Regions from separate parts of the Mus musculus genome. Here regions 2, 3, 4, 5, 6 and 7 are each linked to region 1. A link is a loop called in an ENCODE intact Hi-C map of the cell type or tissue named here. Cell type or tissue: left cerebral cortex. All regions are shown on one strand.

Evidence for each region. Hi-C counts contacts between places; a loop is a spot of excess contacts. Peaks named below come from ENCODE experiments on the same cell type or tissue, not always from the same donor. Only the 100,000 strongest peaks of a DNase experiment are listed, where the experiment ranks them.
Region 2: it touches region 1 in a loop (4-fold over the local background); 2 of 42 quality-filtered maps call a loop at or near these places.
Region 3: it touches region 1 in a loop (2.7-fold over the local background); 3 of 42 quality-filtered maps call a loop at or near these places.
Region 4: it touches region 1 in a loop (13-fold over the local background); 14 of 42 quality-filtered maps call a loop at or near these places.
Region 5: it touches region 1 in a loop (11-fold over the local background); 14 of 42 quality-filtered maps call a loop at or near these places.
Region 6: a loop joins it to region 1, with 5 times the contacts of the local background. A loop is called at or near these places in 14 of 42 quality-filtered maps.
Region 7: a loop joins it to region 1, with 4 times the contacts of the local background. A loop is called at or near these places in 8 of 42 quality-filtered maps.

Annotation. Positions count from the first base shown.
Region 1 is chr16:74,411,062-74,415,061 of GRCm38, forward strand. Robo2 (roundabout guidance receptor 2) reads right to left here and starts at 764. Exons shown (of 28, transcript NM_175549.5): 1 at 1-764. In left cerebral cortex, a CTCF peak has its summit at 2,171 (motif pointing left); DNase peaks (open chromatin) are centred at 151, 548, 709 and 2,025; H3K4me3 peaks cover 2,082 bases; H3K27ac peaks cover 1,753 bases.
Region 2 is chr16:74,053,015-74,057,014 of GRCm38, forward strand. The region is part of intron 2 of Robo2 (roundabout guidance receptor 2); the gene reads right to left. Among named protein-coding and RNA genes, the nearest start is that of Gm22163, 4.0 kb to the right of the region's middle. In left cerebral cortex, no CTCF peak of the experiment used is centred here; DNase peaks (open chromatin) are centred at 2,396 and 2,624.
Region 3 is chr16:74,681,155-74,685,154 of GRCm38, forward strand. It overlaps a transcript of Robo2 not described here. Among named protein-coding and RNA genes, the nearest start is that of Gm52242, 63 kb to the left of the region's middle. In left cerebral cortex, a CTCF peak has its summit at 2,441; a DNase peak (open chromatin) is centred at 2,400.
Region 4 is chr16:72,992,898-72,996,897 of GRCm38, forward strand. It overlaps Robo1 (roundabout guidance receptor 1), which reads left to right. Exons shown (of 29, transcript NM_019413.2): 18 at 770-796; 19 at 2,220-2,262. Among named protein-coding and RNA genes, the nearest start is that of Gm52247, 35 kb to the left of the region's middle. In left cerebral cortex, a CTCF peak has its summit at 2,477 (motif pointing right); a DNase peak (open chromatin) is centred at 2,495.
Region 5 is chr16:73,096,727-73,100,726 of GRCm38, forward strand. 4930500H12Rik (a long non-coding RNA gene) reads left to right here. Exons shown (of 4, transcript XR_876153.2): 3 at 2,181-2,315. Among named protein-coding and RNA genes, the nearest start is that of 4930500H12Rik, 26 kb to the left of the region's middle. In left cerebral cortex, a CTCF peak has its summit at 2,178 (motif pointing right); DNase peaks (open chromatin) are centred at 724 and 2,215.
Region 6 is chr16:73,103,071-73,107,070 of GRCm38, forward strand. The region is part of intron 3 of 4930500H12Rik (a long non-coding RNA gene); the gene reads left to right. Among named protein-coding and RNA genes, the nearest start is that of 4930500H12Rik, 33 kb to the left of the region's middle. In left cerebral cortex, no CTCF peak of the experiment used is centred here; DNase peaks (open chromatin) are centred at 1,996, 2,674 and 3,216.
Region 7 is chr16:74,230,509-74,234,508 of GRCm38, forward strand. The region is part of intron 2 of Robo2 (roundabout guidance receptor 2); the gene reads right to left. Among named protein-coding and RNA genes, the nearest start is that of Mir691, 110 kb to the right of the region's middle. In left cerebral cortex, no CTCF peak of the experiment used is centred here; DNase peaks (open chromatin) are centred at 2,068 and 3,309.

The sequences.
Region 1 (4,000 bases):
GAAGCTGTTGGTGAAGAGGTCTGTCACGGGACGCGTTAGGTGCCATCCGAATGAACCCAGGGGACTTCAGAGACGTTGCACTTCCACAGGCTGTCTTTCTAAATTCCCACAAATTCAGCCCAGCTGGCGGGACTATTCACGTGCGTCTAGCCCTGTCTCCTTAGACTCCATTGCAATCCAAACACAACTTCTTTCTTCGGAAGTCAAGAAGATGATGGGGGTACAAAAAAGACCTAATTCCTAGAAAGTGTTCCACAAACTTGCCAAAGCGCTGCGAAGCAACCATTGACCTGCCCACCGGGTTTTTCTCCCCTTGGTTTCCTCCGTAGCAGCACCACTTCGCGGAGTTTTGTTTTGTGTGGTTCTGTTTTCACTTAACTTCCATCCTAAGGATGTGTCAAAGCAGCACTTTGTGAGCCGGCCCTCTCCTCCGCAGCCTGGTCGCCTCCCTCGGAGTCTCTGGTTTCCAAAAGGAAGGAAAAGGGGAAGGCAGGACGGCTTGGGTGGAGAATGGGAACTCCTACGTGGTGAGGGAGCGAGGAGGAGGGCGAGGAGAAGAAGCAAGGGAAGAGGGAGGGGCTGAGCTGAGGCCGCGGCCACCCGGGAGGGGCCGCCCCGGAGAGATCTAGCGTCCAGCTGCTGCTGGCGAGCACCGCCAGATCTAGGAGCTCCGGACCTGGGAGCCCTGAGGATGCTCACGCGTGGTCCAGCCTCCGGGAGTAGTGCTGCCTCCAGCCTCTTTCGGGACAGTCACCGCTTCAGAGGCGGAGGCTGCGCTGCGACCGCCTCCTCCAGCAGCTGCTGGGGGCTGGAAGGACTTGGAGGAGGGAAGGCGAGGAAGCAGGAGAGGAGGGGAGGAAAGAGCTGCTCCCAGTATATCCCCGGGAGGGGTTGAAGGATGGAGGGGTGTACGCGGATCTCCACCTCCACCCGATCACTGTCCCGTGCAGGGGGAGACAGCCCTCCCCGGGGTCCGCGGAGCAAGGGTAACCAGGCAAGCGAATAAGTCTTGGGGGGACAGAAATAAACCAATGTGGAACCGCTGCGGGCTCGCTAGGACTGCCATCAACTCTTTCCCATTCTGGGAGCCTCCTGGGCGTCCCCCTCCCTCCCTCCTCTGGAGGGGTGAGGTGGGCTTCCAGCCTCCTGCTCTTCACGCGGCCCGTTTAATGGGCAGGTAATTTTCTCGGTGAGTGATTTCATGGAAGCCCTTCCTAATTATTCATCGCTCCGTCTGCTGGAGCTGCACAAGAGCTTTTCTAGAAAAAAAAAATGATCTTCCAGGACCCCGGGCACAGCCTCATTACCTGTTAAAATCACCACACACACACACACACACACACACACACACACACACACACACACATACACACACACACACACACACACACAGAGTTCACCTTTTACCAGAAAGAAGCTGGCCAACAGGGAGAGCAGGGGAGTGAAAGAAGTATCTATTGGAGTAGAAAGGTTTTGTGTACATACACCCTCTGTGGTTGTAAGTGAACTTGCCCACCCCCCACCGCACCACACACAAAACCAACTATGTGGATGTAGGGGAGGGGTATCTCTAATCTCGGCCAGCTTGTTTTAGCCAAGATCTATGGCTAACTACGGAATCCCCAAGAGAAAATAGGGGGAGGACTGGCATCGGGCTAATGTTGCTCAGTTGCCTCCTGACCTCTCAACACTCACGGACTATAATTCGGGACCTTGTGATAAATGAGTCCTGCAGAAGACTCTGGGAATGGAGGAGGTCGAGGATCAAAAGACTTGAGGAAGTGGTTTTCTAGAGCCTTCGCTCTTTTTAGGACCTCTAAAAGAGAATTAGGAAAAGCAGCCTCTGATTTAGGAACGCTGATAACCCAACTAGGCTAACATGAGCTGGAGCGGAATTTCTGCCCAAGCACGATAAAAGGGAATACAGTCCAAGCAAAAACTACCGAATAGATGCTATTAGGGCTGGGCACAGTTAGAGAAGGCCACTTTCAATCCGATTCCTGCCACTGTCTAAGGTGCCCTGACATGGCCGTTGTGGCCGGACCCACGTGTGATCAAAAGCTTTGCTTGGTAGCTGTTTGATGCTTGTTCAGGTGATTATAAAAGCGCCTGACAGGAACTCACGCAGGTCCCTGAGCCAAGCAAGCCTCTGCTTGGCGAGTCTTTAGTTCCCCCTACTGGAAAATATTAGGAAAGAAACGATATTTGAGGACATTTGAGGAGCCTTTTGTTTGGTCGGATGTGTTTTGGTGCCTCCATTGAACTAAGATCTCCTTTGCTTATAATTAGAAATGGAGTGTTTTTCCCTCAAAAAAAAAAAAAAAAAAAAAAAAGCCAACGACATTTAAGCAAGCACTTAGGAGAGTTCTCTTGGCATTCCAGAGGCTTGTTCATGATGGCAATAAAACTCTCGTTGCTCAAAGGACTGAACTTAAGTAAGCCACACTTCTCATGAAGCATCAAAAGTCATTTCTAGCAGTTTTGAAGTACGCTCTATCCTCATAAATAAAACAGAAAGTACCTTTTTTTTTTCCTTTTTGGCTAAAGATTGTACTTCAAAACTGCTAAATTCTTCAAGTATTGACTCCAAAATTAGCATAGCATCATATGCAAAGAAAGAAAGAAAGAAAGAAAGAAAGAAAGAAAGAAAGAAAGAAAGAAAGAAAGAAAAGAAAGTTTATGTGTTGAATGGCACCACCTGAAGACAGGAGTTCTGTGTTTGATAACACCATGAGAAAGAAAAATCCAAGAGTGTCCTGGATTAATGTCTGTTACCTCGCCAGGATGCTAGAAAATAGTTGATGATTATGTAAACCTTTGGCTTGGACATTGTATTAGGTTTTAAGTCAAGTATTGGAAAAAAAATCTGTCTTGTTCTTCTATCCAAGAAACACTTCCTCTAATCTCAAGCAAATTATATTGCTCCTGAGTTCAAAACTGTTTCCTTTCTAACAAACACAAGTTCCATAATGATATTCTGCAAGAATTAAAAATCAAATAAGCTAATGAGACTTTCAATGTTAAGGAAGATCTGGGAAAAGAGAACCGGCATATTCCACTCAGGAGTTTTCTTCTGGCTTCTAATTTAACTACTTTCCAATTACAAGAGCATTTCTAAAAAAAAAAAAAAAAAAAAAAAAAAACCTATAAAATCATTCAGGAGTCAGAACTAGTGTGTTTGGAGAATCAGAGAGAATGGATGGGAGAGGGCCCACCCAACAATTCCTCCTGTCTCCTAGGGTAGAAATTGCTGCATTTTACTTCACAGAAATGTATTCACATGTAGAGTATGAAGATCACTTCCACGGAGGAGTTTTAGTTAATGATTTTATTTAATAAGTCAGTTTTTGCCAAACACCAGTATTTTATATTCACAACTACCTTACAGAAGTCACAAAAAAAGGACAATGACTTTGTATTGATGCCTTCTTGTGTGCAATTATTTCTACTAAGAAATTAAATCTGAAGCAAAGTTATTTTGGAGTGTATATTTTATATTTTTTCTCGAACACAAATTTGGAATTGATTCATAGAAGAATGCTTTGCCAATATCTCCTTTGATAATATAATGTGCCTAAAGAAAACATGATATATCAATGCTAGTTAAAGGAAATTTTAAGGTAATAATCAAAACTTGCACATTAAATGAGCAACAGTAAGAGGTCCTTAGTCAGAAGTTTAATGTAAATGATATTAAGACCAAGAGAAGCAACAGCATTATTTTCTGCAAGATTTCAGAGAATCTGTGCTGAAGAAATCATACTTCAGTTGAATTTGATGTGCTTTAAGTGAACACCAATTATAAAGGTGGATTATTTGTTCTAGATATTGTTCCTTCCTTTGTAGGTAAACAAAAGTCTTTAAAACCTTAGCCTTGTGGTAGAAGTTGGAAAATCCATTTTAGCATATGAAGAGGAAGAAAAGAAAAGAAAGAAATAAAGAAGACAGAAGAAAGAAAGAAAGAAATACAGACAGACAGACAGACAGACAGAAAGAAAGA
Region 2 (4,000 bases), 360 kb before region 1:
AAAAAAAAAAAAAAAAAAAAAAAGCCGTACCAATTGTTTGCTCACTCTCCAGAGGTTTGACTGCATTACTGCTTCACCTCTGTGAAGAGATACCATGACCGAAACAAGTCTTATAAATGAAAGCACTCAGCTACACATTGATAGGTGCAGGAGAAGTATCTGAGACCATAACATCCTGATCTGAAGGCAGAGAAGGAGAAAAGGTCAGCATTGGAACTTTGGGAAGGTCTTGAAACATTTGCCCTTCAAGAGGGAGAGGCTAATTAGCATTTCTCAGACCACAGGGCAGGAATAGACCTGTGGGTGGGGACACATTCCACAGGACTGACCACTGCTCACCTTCAGACAAGGGAAGTCCTTGCCACCTCATTCCCTAAAGACCAATCAGTTTAAAGGGTACACTGTTCTGCCAATCATATTGTGCCTAGTTGCTGATGCTCTGTACTGCCCCTGGAAACCATATAAGAACTTGCTGAAATGGTGCTGGGGGTCGCTGCCTCTCCTTTGGGTCTGGGAAGACCCCAGTACACTGGAACAATACGTTCCTCTTGCTTTTTGCAAGGACCCTGGCTCCGCATGTTCCACTCAGGGGGTCCCTGGTAAGCTAAGGCTCCCCGGAGTCTTACAGTGTGAGCATTTTAAAAGCCCACTCCCATGGATACACTTCCTCTAATGAGGTCATACCTTCTGAACCTTCTAATCGTTTCAGACAGTTTTCTCCTTGGTGACTGAGCATTCAAATGCATGAGTCTATAGGGTTAATTTATTCAAACTACCACAAGGTTGAACTAAAATTCTCTCCTTAATACAATGCTGGTGTTGCTTAGAACTATGTTTCTAATTATATCTCAAACCTTGCAATAAATGTGTCCATAACTCTTCTACCCTAGTTACACAGAAACAACTAATTACTAATTTTCATTAATGCTTTAAACGTCTTTTGTCTCTAAGCTGCCACTTTGTTCTCTGGCTTTGGCTTATTCAGTTCTCATGCATGTAACTGCTCTGCGGTTGCCAGTTTCCTAACCGTTCATAAGAAAATTCTTCTTCTATATACTTAATCTAGAGACGGTATTTTTCCAAAGCTTCCTTCTTGAGGGGCCACACACACACACAAAAAAAATTAATCAGATATTATTCATTGGTTGATTGAACCTTAAATCTCAAGTCTTATATTGCAATCTTTTTATTATTTGGTGTAAGCCACAATGTTTTCAATTTAGTTTTAAAATGGCAATTTGAAGAAAAACTTGAGTTGCTTGGATTTAAGGGGCAGCATCTGTTTTCATTCCTCACCTTGTCTAACAGGAAAGCCAGGCACATTGAGGTGTTTAGCAGGTTGTATACTTTCATGCAAGAACCAAAAAAAATAGCAACTTTGATAGGTGTACAGAATTGTGAGTCTCAGACTCGTATACAAATACAGAGGAGATGGCCATCTGTAAAATCAGGCACAGGCCCTCCCTTACCCTACCACCACCATCTCCTACCAAGCATCAACAGTAGAATCGGTCAGGATTATTTCCAACATTAACGAAGTGCTGCATTTCCATTACATCTATAATGAAAGCATCCTTTTTCTACATGGTCATTCCTGGCAGCCCTGCTAGGATCTCAGGGAAGCTCCAGGTTTTGATGAAGCTGGTGCAAGAGCTGGGAAGATACTTCTGCTCTGTGGTGTGCTTGGGCAGATCAACCCTAGACACAGCACCAAGTCCCTGGTTTTCAAGTTAAGTTTCCTTCATATTAAAGCCAGTTTGCTTTTGCAACCAAAAGCTACCCACTGATAACACAACGAACACATTCTTTCTTTTTCTTATCCTTTACTGTATTAAAATCAAATCTTCAAAGTAATTGTCCTTAAAAATATTTTATTATATTCACTACAGATGCATAATGTATGATTAGAGAGGACAGATCACACAATGTATGATTAGAAAGGACAGATCAGCTACCAGCTATATACAGAACACAATCTTATATCTGGGGGACAAATTATAAGTGGTTTCTCATGCACAGAAGGGAAATGGGAAAGAAATTGCTCAGTGGGGAAACATCCTCGTGCTGCTGTGCAAGCTGACACCCTGGCACCCCTGCAGCAAGCTGACAATTCCAGACCCCCACCCCACCCCTCCCGAAACACGCTTTGTATAAGCAAATTTCCCTCAGCAAATGATGCAGATAAGCAGCAGTATGAACTGGAGCGTGTTGAATAAACAAGGATGCCCTGTGACTTGCTCATTTTCAAGTCATAGCACTTTGTGAAGCCCGGAATTCTGTTGGGAATAAAATACACAAAACACACAATTCACGCAAGAGGGATGGCCAGCGCCAAGCTCCTTAGCCAAGTCTTTATTCTTCCATCCTTTTTTTAGCTCTGCTCTGTCCTCACCCACAGTATAATTTGGAGTCTTGCTCAGAGTGCCAAGTCTTCTTTAATGTTTTCCATTAATGTTTAAAATCTGCTGAAGGATTCTTAGAAGTTGCATGGAAACATTGCGCTCTCTGTAATTTGTATCCGTAACCTCTGTAATGCATATGTTCTCCTTGGGGACCAAGTGTTGAGATCATTCATAAACTCTTGGATCACATGTGGCACTGCAAACTGGTGACATCTGACCACGGCAGACTCCAGGCCTGTCTCTGGCAATCATTTCCTTTGCTTTGCTGTGAAGGAGCCAGCACTTGGCACACCATCAACACTTGGAAGCCTTAGTTTTGGAAAGCCTTGCATCTGATATTTGAAAAGGATCTGCATACCCTACCCATTAGCTTATGAGGAAGTTGTGGCTTGATGCTAATTAATGTTTAATCAGTTCTTCTTTTCTCCCTTAAAGAACTTGAGTCCCCAAAATTGTTCATGGGGTATTAAGGTCCCCAGATTCACAGAAAACTCTTTAAAAAAATGAAAACTTGAAAGTTATGCAAACTACATTATGTTGAGAGAAAGATAGCATTTAGGAAGCATCTATATTAAGGAAAATTTGTTGGGAGTTCACATTACTTCAGAGCAAGATTTACACCCCATTAATATATCTGTTTTCCCTGAGTGAGTGTGTCTGAGTACTTCTAGAAAAAGGACTGAGTCCACCAACGATACCCATTGCTCTGAGCTAGAAGATAAGAGTGCATTTAATTGAAAAATCTATAACTACGCAGATGATATGATCATCAAATAAGGCTACTCAATATGGTCCCCAGAGGACAGACCAATTTTTTTGGCACTTCTGATGGGGCCTTTTACTTTTCTAAGATGTGGATTTGGGAATAAATAAATAAATAAACAGGGAAGTAAACACACTAGTTTTTTTTTAATGGAATTTACATTGATGGAGTAATTACAAGTGGCCATCTGTCTGATACGAATTTCAGCCTAGTTTCTATTTCATGAGCCTCAACTCTTCTGCCAAAGCATAGAACATGTAGATGCCAGAAAGGCTGCTTGCAGGTGGTTGTTGGCTATTGTGTGTGCCCATCACTTTTACAGTTTTCTCTACTGCTCTGCAGTACCTTTCATATACCTTGTGACTACAGCAAGCAAACATTTTGAGAGAATCAACTATCAATTATGTATATTTATAAAAATATAATTCAATTGTTTTCTTTTTTGTTTCTCTTCATATATATATATATATATATATATATATATATATATATAGCCAGTTTATTGGGAAGTTGCTCTCTAATAAGTTCACTGCACCAAGGAGTTAGGCCAGGGGAGTTGCCATGGGGAGAGGGGGAGAAAGAGAAGAAAAGGAAAAGGAGAAAAGAGAGATAATAGAGTTATTTAAATACGACTTTAAGTTTCAAATGTACATAAGCAACATGTTTAAACTCAAAGTTCAGGATTCCATTCTCCCCTCTTGCTGCATCTGTCCATTTGAATAAAGTGAGCAGCAGAGTCTTGTCAAGTAAATATCGCACTGTTTTATTCATGATCCAAAGAGGTCATATCTCTCCTCCCACCTTGTTAGTCCGAACTGAAGGCATTAGAGTTTAC
Region 3 (4,000 bases), 270 kb after region 1:
GAACTTCACTCACACCATTTTGAATGGCATTGCAAAGTACTAGAAGATAACTTTTGATATGTAAACTAATTTTTTTCCTGCCATTTGAAAAGCTGGTTTTTATCACTAAATAAATGAATGAATACTAAATGCAAAGTAAGTACTCATTTGCTTATTTTTATAAACTGCTTTACAAAGGAATTCTTTTTTTCCCCTTTTTTACTAGATATTTTCTTTATTTACATTTCAAATATTATCCCCTTTCCTGGTTGCCCCTCCAGAAGGCCCATCCCCCCCCCCACTTCTATGAGGGTGTTCCCCCACCCACCAACTCAGTCTTACCTCTTTGCCCTCCAATTCACCTACACTGGGGCATCTAGCCTTCACAGGACCAAGCTCCCTCCGCTTCCCCCGCCACTGATGCCAGATAAGGCTATCCTTTGCTACATATAGGGCAGGAGCTATGGGTCCCTCCATGAGTAGTCCTTGGTTGGTGGTTTAGACCCTGGGAGCTCTGGTTGGTTGATATTGTTGTTCTTCCTATAGGGTTGCAAACCCCTTCAGCTCCTTCAGTTCTTTCTCTAACTCCTCCATTGGGGACCATGTGCTCAGTCCAATGATTGGCTGCAAGCATCTGCCTCTGTACTTACAAAGGAATTGTAATTGATCAATAATGCAAACCTTTCAAAAAAGGGGGGGACCCATAATCAAATTACTTCTTAAGGTAATACTGAGGATTATTTAATCACACAACTACTTTATAGTTCCTCCTGATTACAGTATAGAAAAGATGATGTAAAGAAAATGTATATAGTGTGAGCAACATCATCTCCACTTAAAAATGACAATGTATATAATATGGAATATAGATTGGTCACACAGGACCAATTAGCATCCTAATTTTGTAAACTGCTTTGCACTTTCTATTCTGCCTGTGATGACCTTGATTGACAACTTGACTAGATGAAGAAACAGTGAAGTAGCAAACACCTGGGCATACATTTCTTTTGGTGGTTGATTTTAATTAGTTTTTTTTTATTTATTTAGATTATTTGAATTCAGAAGAGCACCCTTAAATGTGCTCTGTGCCTTCTGGAGGCAGCCTAGATAAAAGAAGGTGGAAAGAGGAGAAAGCTTTCGTGTCTCCATTTTGTTTGCTGGCAACTTCATCTACATTCTTGTTGCTGCATTTTTCCACTGACACCAGAATTCAGCTACTCCAGTTTTGAATTGGAAGAGTAGTGGGTATCCTACCCTTAGCCACAGATTGATATGGCTGAGACATCCAGCCTCCAAGACTGAGCATCTACTGGTCCTCAGCCACTCTGATGTTAGACATTTATTGATAGACTATCCAGAACCCATTGCATATGACAATTTAATAATCATTTCTGTTCCTCTAGGGGACCCTCATAATATTTGCTATAATACAAGAATGCTAGATCTGTATGTCTGTGTAAAATAGAAAGAGACTCAACTCCATAGTTAGTGCTGAGTCTACATATGACTAAGTCAAATATATTATTCTCACTAACCTTGAGATGTCCTTGAATGGGTTATTGAAAAGGGAACCTGATCCAACATATAATTTAGCTACTCAGAAAGGCTTAATGGTCTCTCATCAGCAGTATGTTTCTTAGTTGGAAATAATAAAAAGAACAATATTAACATTACTAAGTAACCAGACTTTCTTAGTTATAACACTTAGCTATCATAAGACATGATTTATTTAACCATTGGGAGCTTTTCCAAAAAGGTTGTGGCATAAATAAAACACAGAGCAGCAAGGCTGGGAAAAAAAATCTCAGTACAATTTAGGAGTTGGGAAGGGGTCATGGTCTCATCTCTTCAGTGTGGTATCTGTAATACACTTGGTAAAGCTAACTTGTGACAATCACCACCTTTGTGTGCAGACCTTAATGCACAGAATGTCTCAGAATCTTTCCACATAAACCCTCAGAAGCCACTTGACATAGCCAGCCTCCTAGCTTCTTCAATAGTCTACTGCAAAGAATCCTGTAGTTTTTAAAACTGAAATTGCTCTCTATATTAGTGGGAACTGCCCTAAAGAGAGTCAGCTCTGCTCGAAATGACAATGGCTAAGGAAATTCTATTCTCTTTCTTCTCACTGTTTCTATTAAAAATATACTTTATCTTTTGAACACAAAGTCTCTAATTGTCTTTCCTTTATCATATCTGTACTGATAAAATATTTATAGAGATGAACAGGAGGAAATAGTATTTTAATTAACAGGAGAGGATTGCAGATATTGGAGGCTCGAAGACAAAGCATCAAGGAAAAGAAAAACAACAAAATCAGCCCAAACAAGACAAGGGCTGTGTTTTCACGAGTTGCACGCCAACCTGAAAGCACTTTACTTACACCAACAGCTAGGACATTAAATAATTCAACTCTGCAGAAATTTAGCTTGCCTGCAATGCTAAGAGCAGCCCCTGCTGGTTAATGCCATAAACTCAAGAAAAAGGAAATTCAATAAAATAAATTAAAATGCTGAAATACATGATCATGACCAGTTCTGTCTTCTGAAATAGCTATCTCTCATTTGAATCTTTCTCAGTAAATGACCTGCAATGGTTACTATGAATTATATGCAATGTATCATATACTTAAGTCTCCAAGAAACTGCCATGTTGAAAAGAAAAATTGCTTTAAGAATGTCAAACCACCACCAAATTAAAGAATTTTGTCCAAATAAGCCTTCAATAAAATTCAAATTAACAGAGAGAAAAATAAAAAGTGTTTTCTTATTATGATATATTTGCAGTTGGAGTCAAGATCATGAAATTTTTTTTATTTCATGTGTTATTTGTTTATTGCTTCTTCAGTGTTAACTATGGATATGTTAAAAATAATAAAATGAGATGTAAGTTTCAAGTTATGGGTCTATGAATGAGATGGGTCATAAAATTTGATTGTAAAGCCTTTATCTTTCCTTTTCTAACCATTACTCTCTGAAGGAAAATAGTGACAAAAGGAGCTAAAAAGCAAAGAAACAAAGAAATAATTCTGAACTTTAAGCTCTCTTTCTTGTCTACCATCTGTCCTTCAAAAAATATTTCACCTAATACTTTAGCAATATTTATCAATCTGTTTTAGTGATACATATAAATAACATCTGCAATAATCTCTGTATATGAATACAATAGTGAGATGTAAGATATATTTTGCTTAATTAACAATCAAATTGTAAACATTTTGTTTGGTACTGTAATGAGTTCTTCACTACTAACAAATCATTTTCCACTTTATTCATATCTTTGTGTTCTAAAATATGTTCTGTGTAATCTCAGCCCTATCTGATTCTACACAGATGCAAACCAGTGGAGATTCTGAGGCTTTGTGTTAAACAATTCTGTCAACTTTATTTTCTTCAAGTTTCTGACTCCAAACCGGTATAGATCTTTCAATAGAGAACCACATTTTACTCCCTCCAAGTCAGGTTTTCTGTGCCTTTCTAAGAATTAAATTTTCTCAATTTTATAGAAAACGTGTCAATTTATTCTTCTGATATTAGAGAACTCACTTTGTATAGAATGGGACAAAAATCTTCAAAAATGAGTACTAAAAGTATTGAAAACACTCCCACATGTTCCCAACATTATTGTTACAAAATAGTCTAGAAGATTCTGGTCTTTGTAGGCTCAGATTTTTTTAAAGATCAACTTTACTTAGAGTTTTCAATTGCTTCAACTGCCCTTCTAGCCCATCAACCAGAGGTAGGGGAAAAAGAAGATTAATAGGAAAATGGTACAGTTGACCTGTATGTCCTTGAGGCAATTCCACTCTTTATTGTCAGGATACTAGGAGTCCAGTTCAATAGCAAACACTAAACAGAATCAGTGCCAGCAGCTTGATCCTGCAGAAAGAGCAAGGCTCCACCAATTTGGCAACAGTCAGAGAGAAAGAGGGGCCAGAATCAGCTGTATTACCATTAGAAGACCTTTGGTGCTTTTCTGTCTATGATCGAGGACCAAAAAAGACCAGTGAAGCATTGCACAG
Region 4 (4,000 bases), 1.4 Mb before region 1:
TTTTATGATATTCATATTCTGTTTCTCTGTGTGTCTCTGTGTGTGTCTGTGTGTGTGTCTCTCTCTCTGTGTCTCTCTCTGTCTCTCTGTGTGTCTCTGTCTCTCTTTGTCTCTCTCTCTGTCTCTCTGTGTATTTCTGTCTCTCCGTGTCTCTCTGTGTGTCTCTGTCTCTCTTTGTCTCTCTCTCTGTCTCTCTGTGTGTCTCTGTCTCTCCGTGTCTCTCTGTGTGTCTCTGTCTCTGTCTCTCTGTCTCTGTCTCTCTAGCTCTCCTTTCCCTCCCCTCCCTCTCTCCCTTCCAGTAAGGAGCACACTTCGCCTCCCGCCGCTATTATTCCACTTAATAAGCATTTACTTTTAGATGTCTAGATAAGGTTCCAGCAGAACCCTGATAATACTTGTTTAAGAATCCATCACCCAGTGTTTAGAAATGATTAACAGCAGAGAATCCCTGTTTGCACTAAGGCCGTGGGCAGACTCTAGGTTACTAAATGCAAGGTCATCCGCGGGCTAACCCAGACAGTCCCCCTCCTGAGAGTGTGAGAATGTCAGACACTTCAGAATGGTACCTGTAGAGACAAGCTTCATTTTTTTTTTTTTTTTTGGTAAGGCTTCAGATTGGTGCTGTTCATATATCAGCGTGTCAGACCTACCGGCTTGGTTATTTACATTTGTTTTATGTTCAGCTGTCTGCTTGATTTATACTAATGTGATATGTTCCCCTTCTCTCGTCAGCTTAATAACTAGTTTATATTTTGTTTTGATTTTTCAGTCCCGTCCTTTACCTTCACGCCAACAGGTACCTGTATGCACTTAACCTCTTCCTTCCGTGTGTTAGTTTGGCATGTGTGGTGTGCTGCTGTGTGGCTGGTTCCAGTTCGTTCTGAGCTGGAACTCGGGGAAAGGACACGCACACGTAGTAGAACACCCAATCTCCTTCACTCCCGCCGGGCATGCATTTGAACTAGACATGGTTGGTGCTGCTTTTTTCACCTACTGAATGAATGCAGGCCCATATTCTGCATGCCACATTGCATCTTAGTCCTGTGTGCATGGGTCCCTGTTAAACAAACACACCTTTCCTACCACATTCCCCCTCACCTCCCAGCATGATTGAATGCGCTAATCATCTGACTGATTAGATAACGCCGGGCAGTGCATCGGTCTCCCCTGGACTCAAACCTCCACGTTTTCCAGCAGCAGAACAGTTTTTGTCCTTTGTAACTCTCTGTCCATAGAATTAGTATTCTCGGAGGTACCCCCAAAATCGCCATCCCACGTGAGACGTGAAACCTCATTTCCAACAAGTCAGAGTCTTCAACATGTGCCCATTCCGTGTCTTTCAGAATGGGCGCTCCTCTCCCATCACCTGCAGTCAAAGATGTCCCTTAGTTATGTGTCCTCCGCCTTAATCCAGTTCCTGCGATCCCTGGACACAGTTATCTCTCCCGAGCAGACTTCCAGTTTAGAGTTTTTCTAAGTCTCAGAAACTTGGCAGCTTTTAAAAACACATTTCTTCTTAGAAAAATGTGTCTGTATTTACAGGAAAGCTAATCTTCTTAACTCCTTGCCTAACTATTTATAATTCGTTTTTTTGTTCTGGCAAAAAATGAAAATTAAGATTTTTTTTCATTCATGTGTGATGGAGATATAATGTCTGATAGAAACACAATACCCGAGGGGTTTTCATAAGCCACGTATAAAATCGTAAGCCACGTATAAAACAGGTCATGTTAGTTGTCACAACTTGGCTTAAGTCTTTGTGTGTGCAAAGAGGGTTTATTTGAGCATGTGTCTGTGCTTTCGTCTGGGAAGACAATCTAGCCATGTCTCTTTCCCTGAAAATTTAAAGTTATACATACAGAAGTCATAGAACTATCTAATCTCGTGAAAAAGTCTGAACAAATCCTTACAGGTGCACATCAGAATTAGTTCCATTTAGTAACAGTGTCCTGGAGTTTTTAGTTTTGCTCCTTGCAATCATATTGAGAGACACTGAGAAATTAAAAATGATGTATGGTTATTCTAAAAATCATCTTCTATAACATTCCTAGAGCAAAAATCTGTGACATCTTGCAGTGGTTTTTTATAAAGCCTCTAGATAGGAAGGGAAATTGAATGGCATTTAGAAAGATGTTCATGAATTTAATGGCTCCCGCTATATAAGCATGTCTATTAATTGTTCTCTTTCTCTCTCTCTCTTTTTTTTCATAATATTCTAGTAACTTATCAAAGAGGAGGCGAAGCCGTCAGCAGTGGAGGGAGGTAATTATCTTGCTTGTTTTTAGATCCAAATGGGTATTCCTTCCTTCTTTCTTTCTTTCTTTTTTTTTTTTTTGGTCTTTGACATTGCTTCCTTTGTTAAAAGGTGAAACTTCCATGTTGAATTGGTTCACCTACTTTGAAGTGATCTCTCCCTTCAGCTGTTAACCAAGGAATTTTTGCAGTTATTGTATGAGTGCTGCATCTCAGTTCTTGACCACGAGAGGGAGCAGTTTACCCAAGAAAAGCAGGCGTGCTGATTTAGCAAATGATGAAAAGGAGTTAAAGTGATTAGGCCTTGGCACTTAGGAAGATTAAGAAATATAGCTGGTTAGCAGACACGATCAAAGAAAGGTGTTCCCTTGAAAACCTGCTGAACGCGGCAGTTGCTCGGAACTTGTGGGTGATGTTTGTTCTCCGCAGGAATTTAGCATAATTCACATCTACATATGGAGGGAAAAGTACATTTGCAAGAAGAAATCTAGGTAGCTTGTTAACAAAGAGATTTTTTTTTCACCTCTAATTAAGATGAACCTCAATCCCACATTTATGTTTTTTTAGTGATTATTATTCAGTGAGTTGTAATGTATTCACAGAGAAATCACAAATCGAGGTGGCAGAAAGCTGAAAGGGGCTGAAGCAGAGGATAAAACACAGGCTTAAGGATTTTCCACAATAAGGTGATTTTTTTTCACCACCACCCCCACCTATCCCACCCCCCAAAAAATCCAGTAATATTAAGATGATTTTTTAAAAAAGAAAGAAAAAATTAAAAAAAAACCCATCCAACACAAACTATTTTATAATTCAAATTTGTTTAACTTGCTGAGTGCCTTTGAGTGTCGAGATGAATAATGTGTTTAACTACTAGAATATGGTGTGATTCCTGAATCTAAGAAGCAGCGGGCAGGAACATTGCTGAACTTGCTGTATAACAAAGACGGATTTGAATGAAGCAGGTTGCCTGCGTCTAGCCAGGGCTTTGCAATAGGCTCTAATCTCTTCACTCCTGGATACTATTAACTTCTTGTTTTCATACCTGTGAAACAAAGCCAGTCTCCAACTCACTGCCAAAGCTAAGAAGTCTGAAAAAAAAAATCCACTAGATTCACCAATTAAACCACAGCATATTTTTGTGTTCTGGGGAATTCCATGTAAGTCACAGCCCCGGCATTCACACAGGAGCCTCTGGCATCGAAGCGTTTCCTCTTAGGGAAATCTGGAATGCCTGGTGGTTTAGCCAGCACCTTTTGTGTATATACTTAAGCTGTAGGCTTCAGTTTTCTTGGCAGTAGCCTCTGTGCACGAACATGCGTGCACAAGCTCACATGCACATGCGTAAAAAATAAAATATAAGCCCCCATTTCTTAGCTAAAGCATTTTGCAACCTATGGAAACAAAATTACCACCGGGGAAACAAGGGTAGAAATTCCTACGTAGCAGTAAGTGGTTCTGTTGTAAATGAAGAATTGCAAAGCCCCCAAACTCTCTACTTGAAAGTCCACTGGCAGTGAAGACATAACTGTCTCCATTTAGAAGCAGATGCTTAGAATAAAGTGGATTTTTGTCCGGTACTCACTAGAAATCATCGTTTTCATCAGTGAAATGGCGAAAGGCTCGAGAGACTGTGGAGTGTTGGGGAAGTCGCAGTTAACAAAGGTTTTAGAGTTGAAGCTCGGGGTGACCAGTGGTTGCTTTGTCTTGTTTTGTGTTTTACACAGTTTTAAACATTGATTCGTTA
Region 5 (4,000 bases), 1.3 Mb before region 1:
AAAGAATCATTAAGATAGCCAGCCCAACAGGCCCCTGCTGTTCAGATTCTTTCATTTAAATGACCATAATAACCACAACAAAGGAGTGTGTGTTTAACGCTGTTCATATGCACTTCAGTTTGTCCCAACCGTATTAATGACTAATTCGGAGACTCGGGCAATGGTCTCTGGAAAACATTTTCAAGGTGGCTTGTCAGACTTCAAAGCAAATCAAACATCCACACGGCGGGCTCCACCCCAGCAGGACAGAACTGCCCAGGGGCAATGGCCTCCCAAAGACCCATACCGAGTAGAGGGGATTTGCATTCACATTGTGTGTATTTGTTTATAGCTGGGGAACTTGTTCCTCAAGTCATTCAATAGCTTTCCATGAAAGTTTTATAAAGGAAGATGAAAGTGACTTTGAGGGAAACAGAGGGGGAGGAAAAAAAAAACAACATTGGTTGTCTAAGCAGGGGGCGCGTAGATCAGTTTCCTAGATTGTGAGAGGACGCTTGGGCATCTCTTTCCGAGGCTCTCATTTCTGTTAGCAGTGGGCTAAGGTTTGCTGCGTTTTAAGCTCTCTTTTTGGGGGGCATTCTCTGCGATGAAATGCTCAGTAGTAACAGGTCGCAGTTCTTTTTGTGCTGAGTCATCTGGGTTCTGGACAAGGATGTCTGTATTTGATTGGCAGCCACAGGAGAAGTGTGTGTGTGTGTGTGTGTGTGTGGTCAGGGCTGCAGTCTGCAAACGCTGGCGCGGGGACGACGATTTATTATTTCGGATGACTAATTCTGTGGAGTTTTGCGTTCCATGGGTATTTGATGGGTCCCTTACTAAAATGCCACAGTGCTTCATTCAACTCTTGGTCAACTCTTAAAAGATTTTGCTTTTCTCCGTGGTCAAGAAAGATAAGGAAACAGAAAACGTTGCCATGATAAATCTCACAATTATGGAGAAAGAACCTCAGAAGGGTTTGGAGGGAGATAACTGATGTCACAATCTGAAGGGTGCACGCCTGTGCCAGGGAAAGGATGAAAGGACATCAGAAGGTGCTAAGCCTGGCGCTTGCAGGGAATTAGTAAAATGCATACAACTGAAGAATATGCTGACTGTGTTGTCTTAATTGTGTTGAACCTACGACTTTACATTGTCCCAAAGACTCATAAATCAAATCCATCCCCACAGACACCATACTGTCAAAGCAGGAAAGTGGGGAGGGGCAGAAAGGTCTTTATTGGGCCTGTTTGCAAAGAATCTTGCAAATTCAAATTATGTGTAAAAACTTTAAAAATCATTTTATTGTGCCAGACAGTGGTGATCCATGCCTTTAATTCCAGCACTCCAGGCAGAGGGAAGCTCATCTCGAGGCTAGCCTGGTCTACAGAGTCAACAGAGGAAGCTGTTACACAAAGAAACCTTATTTTGAGAAAAAAGAAAAACATCAAACCCCACTTAACAGTAATGAATTCACAAATAAAACACCATGCAGCTAAGATAACATAGCCACCCAAACACCCTCCTCATCTTCCAACTCTTCGGGTCAGTGAACCGCGATGCAGTTGCAATGACTGGTCTGAATCCATTAGGGCTTTATATCTTCACTGTTGATTGCAATTTTACAAACAGAGAGAAAGAAAAAAAAAAAAGACAAAGTTAAAACTTGGGAAACAATTAGCGTTATACCCTCTTTGATGACTTGTGTGTGAGCGTGCCTGTGTGTACTCGTGTGTGTGTGTGTGTGTGTGTGTGTGTGTGTGTGTGTTTACGTGTACTCGAGAGTGTGTGTGTGCGCGCGCGCACGCACGCATTCTGTCCTTCCTCAGTAGTAATTTCACCCTTTCTGGTTCTCCTTCCTAAACGTTACACTGCTTCCTGATGCACACTTATACTTGTTTACATCATAGGCTAGGATGCTGTAGCACTCATGATTCAATGGATCTGAAGGAAGCATGAGACTTACCAAAATTTGATTGGCAAGTTAAAATCTTAGAACATGTCGCTTTTGTTGTATTAGCAAACGTCTCCAAAATCTTAGTGGTCGTAAGAGAAAATTCCTGAGATGTCCCATATTTATCCCCAGGAGTATCCAAAAACGGAAGGAAACATAATTAGTACCAAACTACAAGATAAAGGAAAAAAGAAAAAAAAAAAAACTTTATTATGTATTCTCTAACTGAAATTCTGTATCAATCCTCTAGGTGGCGCCACCTCTGTTTGTAAACTCCAATCCAGAGCTGTAGTTGTTTCTCCTTTTGGCCCTACACTGTAGAACCAAAGCCGTGCCCAACAGAAGTAGCCTCACCCTGAGTGTCTGAAGCCAGTATACACGTGATGTAAGTAAACTGTGCCTTCTTTCCTCAGATTGTCATCATAAAGGAGCCTGGATTTTACATGAGGGAGGCAGGGAGGGTGTTTTCTCCATCTGAAATCCAGTCTTGCTGCTGGAGACAAGAGATGCTTATCCCACAATCATAAACGGCCCCTTGCTTTCTGGCTGATAGCTATCATGTATGAATAAGCTTTATTCCAGAGGCCTCTAGTCTCAAGAATTTTGTCTCAGCAGTGGCATATAAAATATACTTATTTCTCCTCAAGTTCCATGGCGGCAGTTGGTCCTCTGTGACGCTGCTGTCTAGGGTCAGCTAAGTTCCATGGGCCTTGACTGCAGGATGAAAACGATCCCCAGACTGTAACCGTCTTGTTCTGTGGTTCTGTTTTCAGCCTTTTTCCTTGACCCCCAAACTCCCCAATCCAAAAAAACAAAAAAACAAAAAACAAAAAACAAAACAAACAACAAATAAACACAGTAAATAAATGGAGTTCGTAAAGCGCAAAGAACATTTAATCACTGAACCATCTCTCCAGCCCCATTTATTTATATACTTTTTCATATATAAGGGACTAGATTAGTAGACCATAGTGAAGGAAAAAGGATAATCTTAATGCTAAGCCATGAGCAAGCAAAGGTAAATCAAACTGGTCTGCTCTCTAGAGGCTAATCACTGGCTCGGGACAGATCGTCAAAAGCCACTGGAGACCTACCTGTGGGTCTGGAAGGCTTGTGAAGGAAGAATATTCAGAGGTACAGCCAAAGGAATTGAGATCAGAAAGCAGGTGACTTTGCACACGCAAATGATGTGGTGACACAAAAAGCAGATGTCATTACTGAGAATAATTTTTAACCCAGAGATATGGAAGGAATGCCAAAGGGAGATATTTTAAAATGAAGAGGTTGATATGCAGATGCGTTTATGAGGAGAGTATAATGCTTCCCCACCAAGAGCTTATTTGAGATGATATTAGAAGACACTAATTATTATTTGAACTACACACATGACTTTCCCCTGCCCCCACCCCTACCTCCTCAGTGCACAGGTGCTTGCCCTGAGGCTTGCCCATGATGGCCACAAGGCTTCTAAGTTTTTCTTCACACAACAACGAAAGAACTCACTCTTGATCTCTTCTCTAGAAGTCTGGCAGTCTCGTATCTAACTAGCCAAATAGCTGTCAAAAAGTCAATTCCGGCATGAATTATTAGAGAGTGATAAGGAAACACCCTGATTGGAACCTATGCTATCTAATAATGTTGTCACGAGTCACGTGTAACTTGAAACTTAAATTAAAATTACATACAATTAAAAATTCTGTGCATCAAAGGCTCAGCAGTCGTGCACAGTCTGTGGCTGCACAACGGATCAGCGCGTGTGGGAAATGGATTCTATCATCTCGGGAGGTTCCTGGGATACGGTGCTGGCTTGGATAAATAATGACCCAAGCTTCTTGTGCCTAGGAAAGGCTCAAATTTCCTGCAAGCATGTGGCTCTCTAATTGAAAGTAATCCTGGTTCCATGGGGAGGATGATGAGAGTAAATATCAGGATCAAATTGTGTTGCTGAAGTGACTGTGGGGTGAGATGGGACTTTTGAGTTGGCCATGGGAGGCAGGAGAAATATATCCTAGCAACCGAAAGAGCCAGGTGAACAACTAACTGAACTACGTTTTGTAGTGACCTTGGTAG
Region 6 (4,000 bases), 1.3 Mb before region 1:
GAATGCTTTGGGTCAAGTAAAAACTTCAATTTCATAAAGTGAGCAAGGCATTTAGTCTGTGTGTGTGTGTGTGTGTGTGTGTGTGTGTGTGTGTGTATTTAGAACAACTAAACAACTAAAGATAAACATCTCCTTTAGTGGGTGAAATGATCTTTATGATATAACTACAAAGATGCTTGCTTACAAATAGACATTTGTCCACAGGATGGACAGTTCTGTATGACTAACCATGTAAAACTACAGACTGCATAGGTGTTTCTGCACGTATCACCTGGATCTCAGAGAATGGGTCTTCGTTGTTTGTACAAAACGGAGATAAAATATTTTCCTGAGTGCCTTATGATCAGTATCATTTATGAGAAGTTCACTAGCTGTATATATATTCAACTGTAATTCTATGAAAGGCATACGGTTTTCTACTTTGGTCTATAATGTGAAAAAGATATTTGGGAAAATGGAATATAAGTATATATTAGAATAACAAGATTGAACGATGATCAAGAGAAATCAGTTTTGTATATTCAAATGTAACAAAAGGTTATAGACTCCAATATAGATCTTCATACAAAACTGTCTGGAACAGAAGACATCAAAGTTTGTGTGTTCATGTCTGTGCATTTGCGTGTGTGTGGTATTTAAATGTAGGTTCCCTTGTGAGTTTGAGAGGTGTGTCAGTCTGCATATGTTCATGCAGAGGCCAAAGGTTGACATCTGTCATCTTCGTCAATGTCTCTCATCTTATTTTTTGAGACATGCTCCATCACTGAATTTGATATGTATCATTCAGGCAAACTGGCTGGGATGTGGCTTTAGGAATCTGTCTGTCTCTCTGTCTACACCAACCCACAGCACTTGAGATACAAATCTGTGTGACACCACACTAGGCTTTCAAGTGAGTATTTGCTATACAAACTCAGGTCCTGGTGGTTAATAACTTTAACCTTGGGGCCGCATGGCAACTCCCAACATGCTATATTTTTATCACACACTCAAGTTTGGACCAACTCCTATCTTCACTTAATTTTGTGGACTCTGGTGAGATCTGAGCATGTGAGGGTTCAGGGATCACTGGGTTAAGAGCAGGAAGTCGGCAATGTGTGTGAATAGCAGTGAATTGTTCATGCAAATGTGTTAGGAGCTAAAGAGTGTATTTTCCCTAAACCTCAGAGAGGGGTGCTGCTTGTCTTCCTTGTCCCAGTCATATAAATAACAGTTTAACAAGGGCTAATTATAAATAGGTATTTCAGAATGAAGCCAATGTTCTGGTAAAGCTATAGATCTTACACAGATGACTTTTATCTTCAGGATTTTTTTCCATATAGTAATTTTGTAATGTCTCACATGTTGAATATAGTTTTACTTAACATGTTCCCGCTTGGCTAATAGGCATATGTTATAAATGGTGTTTGTGGTATGTTTGTACATGTGAGTGTGAGCATGTGCATGTGTGTGTGTGCTTTTACATGTGTGTATTTGGAAACTGGGCAGGTGTGAGTTTGATGGTAGATCTTTGAAAATGGGAACGCTTCCAATCTTAGTTTTTCTTCCCACTTAAACGGTCTTTGTTGGCTCAGAGCACTTCTCTAGGTTCACCAATCCACCAGCAGAAGTGAAGCCAGAGATCCTGTTTTGTTTTTTTTTAACATATGTCTGCAGGTTTCTCCTGCACATGTCAAGACAATGCTCTTGAGCATATGTGAGTTATTTATCATCAAACAGATTTCATGGTAACAGGTGCGTCCAGGGAACCCACGTGCATAAAATAAGACTAATTTCCTTTCGTCTCCTAAAAGACAGTGACTAAAAGTGGTAAGACGATGGCTGGGATCCCTGACAATGAAAGGCTTCCAGCAGATGTAGCTCTTGAAGCTTTTACTAAACACTGGAAAGTCTCACACAATCACTGCAGGCAAAGGAGTCAGGCGACAGAACGATATTAATAAACTCAGGCGCCGGCCTTAGAACAATGGGATGTATGGACATGAAAGCTCCCTTAGAGGTGTTCCCATCCAACCAACTCAATTAATTGAGGCCAAGAAAGAATGGTTGATTTGCCTAAACTCAGGAGCTGTTCCTCCAGGAATCAGGTATTAGGATGTTTAAGTCAGGATTCTTGAATGCCAACACCACTCTCCATTTCTGTTCAGATCAGCACTGGCATCTTGTCTTTGATCTCTTTACTGAACAATTTCCTGTAGCATATCTTTCTCTCCCCTCTCTTCACACACACTCCTCCCTTATTCCTTTCCCCTAATTTCTTAGATGCTTTTTGTGCTTGCATGAAAAAAAAAAACCTGTTAAGTGTACTACAAGAGAGGATTTGAAAAGAATATTATCGGGCAAGAAATGCAGTGTACAGTGTGTCGCACCTGCCGCGTAATAGTATTTTCCCCTGGCAGCGTCCATACGATCACTTGACATAGAATTAAAAATCAGCAGCTCCAAGAGACGGGCTGTGCATCCCCCACTAGGCCCTCGTCACTGGTGGCTGAGCTCGAGAGCATCCGCTTACCAGGGAGAGCAGAAAAAAAAAAAAAAATCAGCTCTGAACCTGGCCACTCCGCTGTGTTGTGTCACTTGCTCAGACCGTGCATGACAAATCCTCAAATGCGCCTGGTGACATTTAGAGAGCACTGTGGACTCTGCCAATATGCCAGGCAATCAGAGTGTGCATGACAAATTATGAAACACATACTGTGAAAATTATGGACTCTGTCACGGTGCCAATCTGCCGCTGAAAACCTACTGCTGCTAGAAGTAATGTTGGCACAAATTTGTTGCTAAATTCAGTCGTATTTCTAATTCAGTAATGGATTGATCCTGAGGGTGAGTTGCTGTACCTGTTTAGGTTTCAAGCAAGGACTGTGGGGCCTAACAACCTTACCTGCTATTACAGGAAATCTGAGGCCCCACACCATTTCTCAGGGCTTCTTTCTTGCTTATCCATATCACACAGACTTTAGGTGCCTAAGTCTTAGCCTTCTCCAAGATCATTTTAGTCACAGGCCTGTACCCTGGAAAAGCTTTTTCTAACCTGCAGCGAAACATTCAAGGTATCTTATTCCTACTATATATAGCCTTCACCGCCAGACTTGCTTGAAGGATAAGCAGGGGATTGAGAGCTGGTGGAAGGGCAGCTGGCAGCTGTAGTGACTACTAGAAAGTGTTCATCTTAGAACCGGGATCAGTTTCATGCCTGAATTGCACAAAGTCATTAAATAAAAGACACGGACAAGAGCTACCTTATAAACGCAAACACACACACACACACCCACACACACACACACATACACACACCAAAATCACAGTAGTTCACTGACAGGATGAAACGTTCCTCAGACACTAGGAGGAGTGGTTCCAAAGACCAGAGGTTTGCATGCATAGCTACTAATATACTTCAAGTCATTTCTAAATGATACATACTATCAACTATAGTAGAAAGTATGTAAATAGTGGTTATATTGTTTAGGGAATGATAACCAGAAGAAAATTCCTTTCTTGTTAAGCACAGGTACAATTACTTTTGGTTGGATAATGTTAAACTGAAATGATTGCCTCCTTTGAGGTATAAATTTTACCTACACAAGGTAGACTGTATTCATAAATACATGTCCAAAGATATAATTTCAGGCTGATAAGACTCAGAATGAGTCTAATAATTCGTCTTTCCAGGGTGCTCTTTCTGAAGACCTTCCCATGCTCGTTCACACTTGGCCCCTCTGCCCAGTTTCAGGATCTCTGGGTAAAAGCACCCTGAAGAGAAAAGAATCTGGAAGAAAGGATTGCATGGTAATGAAGAAGTCAGAAAATTGTTTATCTTGCCATTATTCAACAATACAGCTCCTTAACATTGCATCTATGTGGTACTAGGAGTGATCAGAGAGTCAGTGATCTATAGAGCAAGTGTTCACAGACCTGCATATGCATATGTGCAAGTACTTTGGCTTTCTTTACAATGGCCTTGAGCATTGATTTTTGGAAGCAATCCCCTGTGCCCACC
Region 7 (4,000 bases), 180 kb before region 1:
TAGTATTATGCAGAAGAGTTTTACCCTGTTAAAAAAAAAATCACTCGGGGTTCCTCCTACTTTTTCCTACTCTCATCCAACCCATGACAGCCACTGATCTTTTTGCTGTCTCTATAGTTTTGCTTTTCAAGAATGCCATAAAGTTGAGATCACTGAGAACTGTAAGTCAGGGATGTCTTAAGCTGCTCTGAACAGCCAACGTCGAGCCTATTTAGCTTTTCCTGGTCAGCATATTTTACTTAATTATGATGTGAAATTAAGTTTCATACTATGTTTTTATAGCTCTTTTAATATCTTTTCATGGTTATGATATGGATATACCATAGTTTGCTAAATTAATTTTATTTTAAGTTTTAAATGACTTATTTGTTTTCGTTTTATGTGCAGTGGTCTTTTGCCTGAATGTATGTCTGTGTGAAGATGGCGGATCCGCTGAGACTGAAGTTAAAAAAGAGTTATGAACTTTAAGATAGGGTCTCAGTACACACATACTCCAGACTGGCTTACCACCTACTACAAAATAGTCTGGCTTTAAACTCACAGAGATATTCCTGTGTCTGCATCCCCAGGGCTGGCAATAATGGCCAAGTTTATGATAAATTAATGTTAAGGAAACATTGTACATTTGTATTAGTATGTGAAGCTTAAACTTTTCTTGTACAGTTTTGTCGTTGTCTTTGAGACATGTCAACCTATGTAGGATAACCTTAAGCCCTAGTACCTTCTGTCAGAGCCCCCAAAGTGACACTGGGAATGACCTTCCACTTCACAGTTGATAGCTTGACGGTTGACTACTGCTTTCTTTCTGATGTTAGAAATAGAGCCCTATAAATAATAAAATGCATATCAGCTACTCTCAATTTTCTATGATAAAAGAAAGACTTTTAGGGGTGTTGAGATGGCTCGTCAGGCGAAACTGCCTGCCACATAAGCCTACTTCTGAGTTTGATACAGAAATTCATGATGCAAGGTGAAACTCAAATGTTGTTCTCTAACATCCACATATAGACCACACACATGCCCTGGCATACACATATCTGCATTCATACTCACACACACACACACACACACACACACACACACACACACACACACACACACACATACACATACACACATAGACGAATGCTCACAAGCAAACATACCACTCACATCATGCATATAGAGTAAAAATAATTTCTAACAGAAATAAATGAATAATTTTGTTGAAATTAACTTCAAAATATGTACATATAAATATGGACTGATAAGTGTATAGTAGGTTTACATTTCAAATATTTATAACCCTCCCTCAGTATAAAATTTTTCAATATAGTAAAAATTAAATAATACAACTTTCTATAGGGGTGTGGTTCTGAAGCTCTGATCAGGAATCTGTGTGTGAAACCTGAAGGCCCTGTTCCACAGTTGGTTCTTGATCAATCAATATAGGTGCTAGTGGCCAATGGCTGGGCAGAAGAGGCGGGACTTCCAGGTTCCCACAGGCAGGCTAGTAGACACAGGAGGAGAAGAGAGGATTTAGAGTGAGAGTGAGCCATCAGCTATGTGAGATCTCTAGTGGAGTGGCCATCTCCACTTCCCTGACTGGGTCTGGGGTAGCAGGCTGGAGGTTAGAAACACAACTAATAGGCAGATTTAGAGGTGTAAGAGTTGAAAGTGAAAGTAAGGACAGGTTAGCTCTGGGAGGCTTAGAAGTGCCCAGCCTATTAAAAATATGGTAATGTGTGTGTGTCTTTCATCCAAGGATCCAAGGGAACCAGGGTTGTGGCTGGTAGAGCAGTCCATTCAGACCTTAAAGTGAGAGAAAGACATCAAATGGATTTTTGAATAAATAATTGAAGGGGATGGCGTTTGATCTCTTATTTGAGATGAAAATATGGAAATCCCAGTCACTCTCAATGAACATATAAAACCTATGTATATAGTGGACAAGGATGAAGCAACATCTACCTACAGCACAACATAATTCTAAATGATTACAAGACTAAGACTATCTTATTTCTCTTAAGGCAAAAATAGAATGCCAATCTCTCCAACAGCTCCATGACAACCCACTCATGCCACTTCCAAGAATAATGATGAGTCTCAAAGCTTGGGAGCTCTTCCAAGCTGCTCTTGAGAATAGGACCACCTAATTCCAAACCAGGATCCATATTGATAAGTTTAAGATAAATACAGCATTTCTCAGCATGGGAAACTTACAGATTTGAACTGGAGATCATGGTTTATTTGGAATGTTTTATAACTTGGTAGATGAACACTAACTAATAAATACCTTTCTTTGTGAAAGTGAAATGTTTTAAAAGTGTTCCTACCTACTTTTTCCTCTGAAGAATTTACCTTACATTTTCCTTTAAACATAGCATGGTCCAACACACCCTTGTATTGGTTGTCAATGATGAGTTATGTAGTAAAGTGTTTAGGAATCAAATAAGCATTTAAATCAAATGACAGATAAATCTGCCTATGTCTTTGACAGAAAAATATATCCTCTCAGGAGATAGCTTATATAAACTCAGATGAAGCTCAGCTATAATCAAAGAGTACATTCTCTCTAAAGTATTTGTTTAAATTAATTTCACTGCCTACCAAAAATATTGTTTCTTAATAGCCTTAGAACATTTTGGGAGACTTAAAATAGTTCCTTGGAGTTTCAGGAGAAAAGAAAGGAAAATGGTCATTGTTGAGTGTAAAAAAAATCAGCTGGGTTCCCAAAATGCAAAATCAATAACACCCAATGATTAGAACTCTCTTAGAAACAGTACCCAATACTTACCTGTTTAAACCTTCTCCTCTTGTAAAAGACACTTTCATATAATACAGGACTGAGCCAAGCACAGCCATAAACTATGCTTTATTGTGTATGTGGTCATAAAACCTCAGGATGAAATTTCCTATAATCATCTTCTCTATCCTTACCTACCAACACACACATACACACACACACACAGCTTCAGATGTCACATACAAGGAAAATTTTGTGATAATATCATTTGTTCCCAAGAAAGTACAAACTCATTAACAATAAGGTTGATTTTTGTCTTTTCTTTTATTCAATAGGAAATTTCAAGTGTTAAGTGCAGGAGCTATCTGACTATATTTTAATTACTCTTTGAATTTATTAATAGCACGGCATTATTAACTGGTTAGTTTTAATTGTCAATTTTACACAAACTGTAGTCATCTGGGACAAGAGACTTGCTCAAATCACAGAGGCTGCTGTCCATATCTGTGAGAAATTTTCTAGCTTGCTGATTGATGGCAGAATTCCCAGCCTACTTTGGACAGAACCATCTCTTGGCAGGGTAGTGGTGCCTAGGCTGTGTCTGAAACATAGCGGAATAGAAGAGAGCAAGTCAGGATACAGTGTTCCTGCACGCTCTCTGCTTCATTTACTGCCTTCATATCCTTGCCCTGCAAGAGTCCCGGTCCTGACTTCCCTCAAGGATGACCTATGACCTGTAGGATGATGAAACGAACCACTTCCTTCTCAAGTTGGGTTTGGTTATTGTATTTATCACAGAAACAGAAAGTAAACTATTTAGAATCTTACAAATTTAACTTACTTCTTAATAGTCAGTAGAGAAAAATAGCCCTAAAGTATGGTTTAATAGTAGAAGTTTGAAATGAATATCCCAGTTAGTCTAGTGCCTTACTAATTAAAAGGACCATAATGCATCTTTACATATCAGAGCTGTTGGTTCACTAAGTTTCTAATTTAATAAGTAAATAATAGCAAGATTCATCTACAATACCTATGCCAAGGTTATGTTCATTTAAAAAAATATATTGTAGTTCCATTAAAACTGTGACTATATAAATGTATGCAATCATATATATATATATATAAAACCACATGTATATGATTCATCCCTTGGTAGGTTGATACTAGCACAGTTATTGTTAGAAAAAGAGTATTCCTATTTAAGCTAGTTACACGCTTAAACATCAACCTTCCTTCCCCCCGCCCCCTCCCCCCCAAAAAAAGCAGCAGAAAATG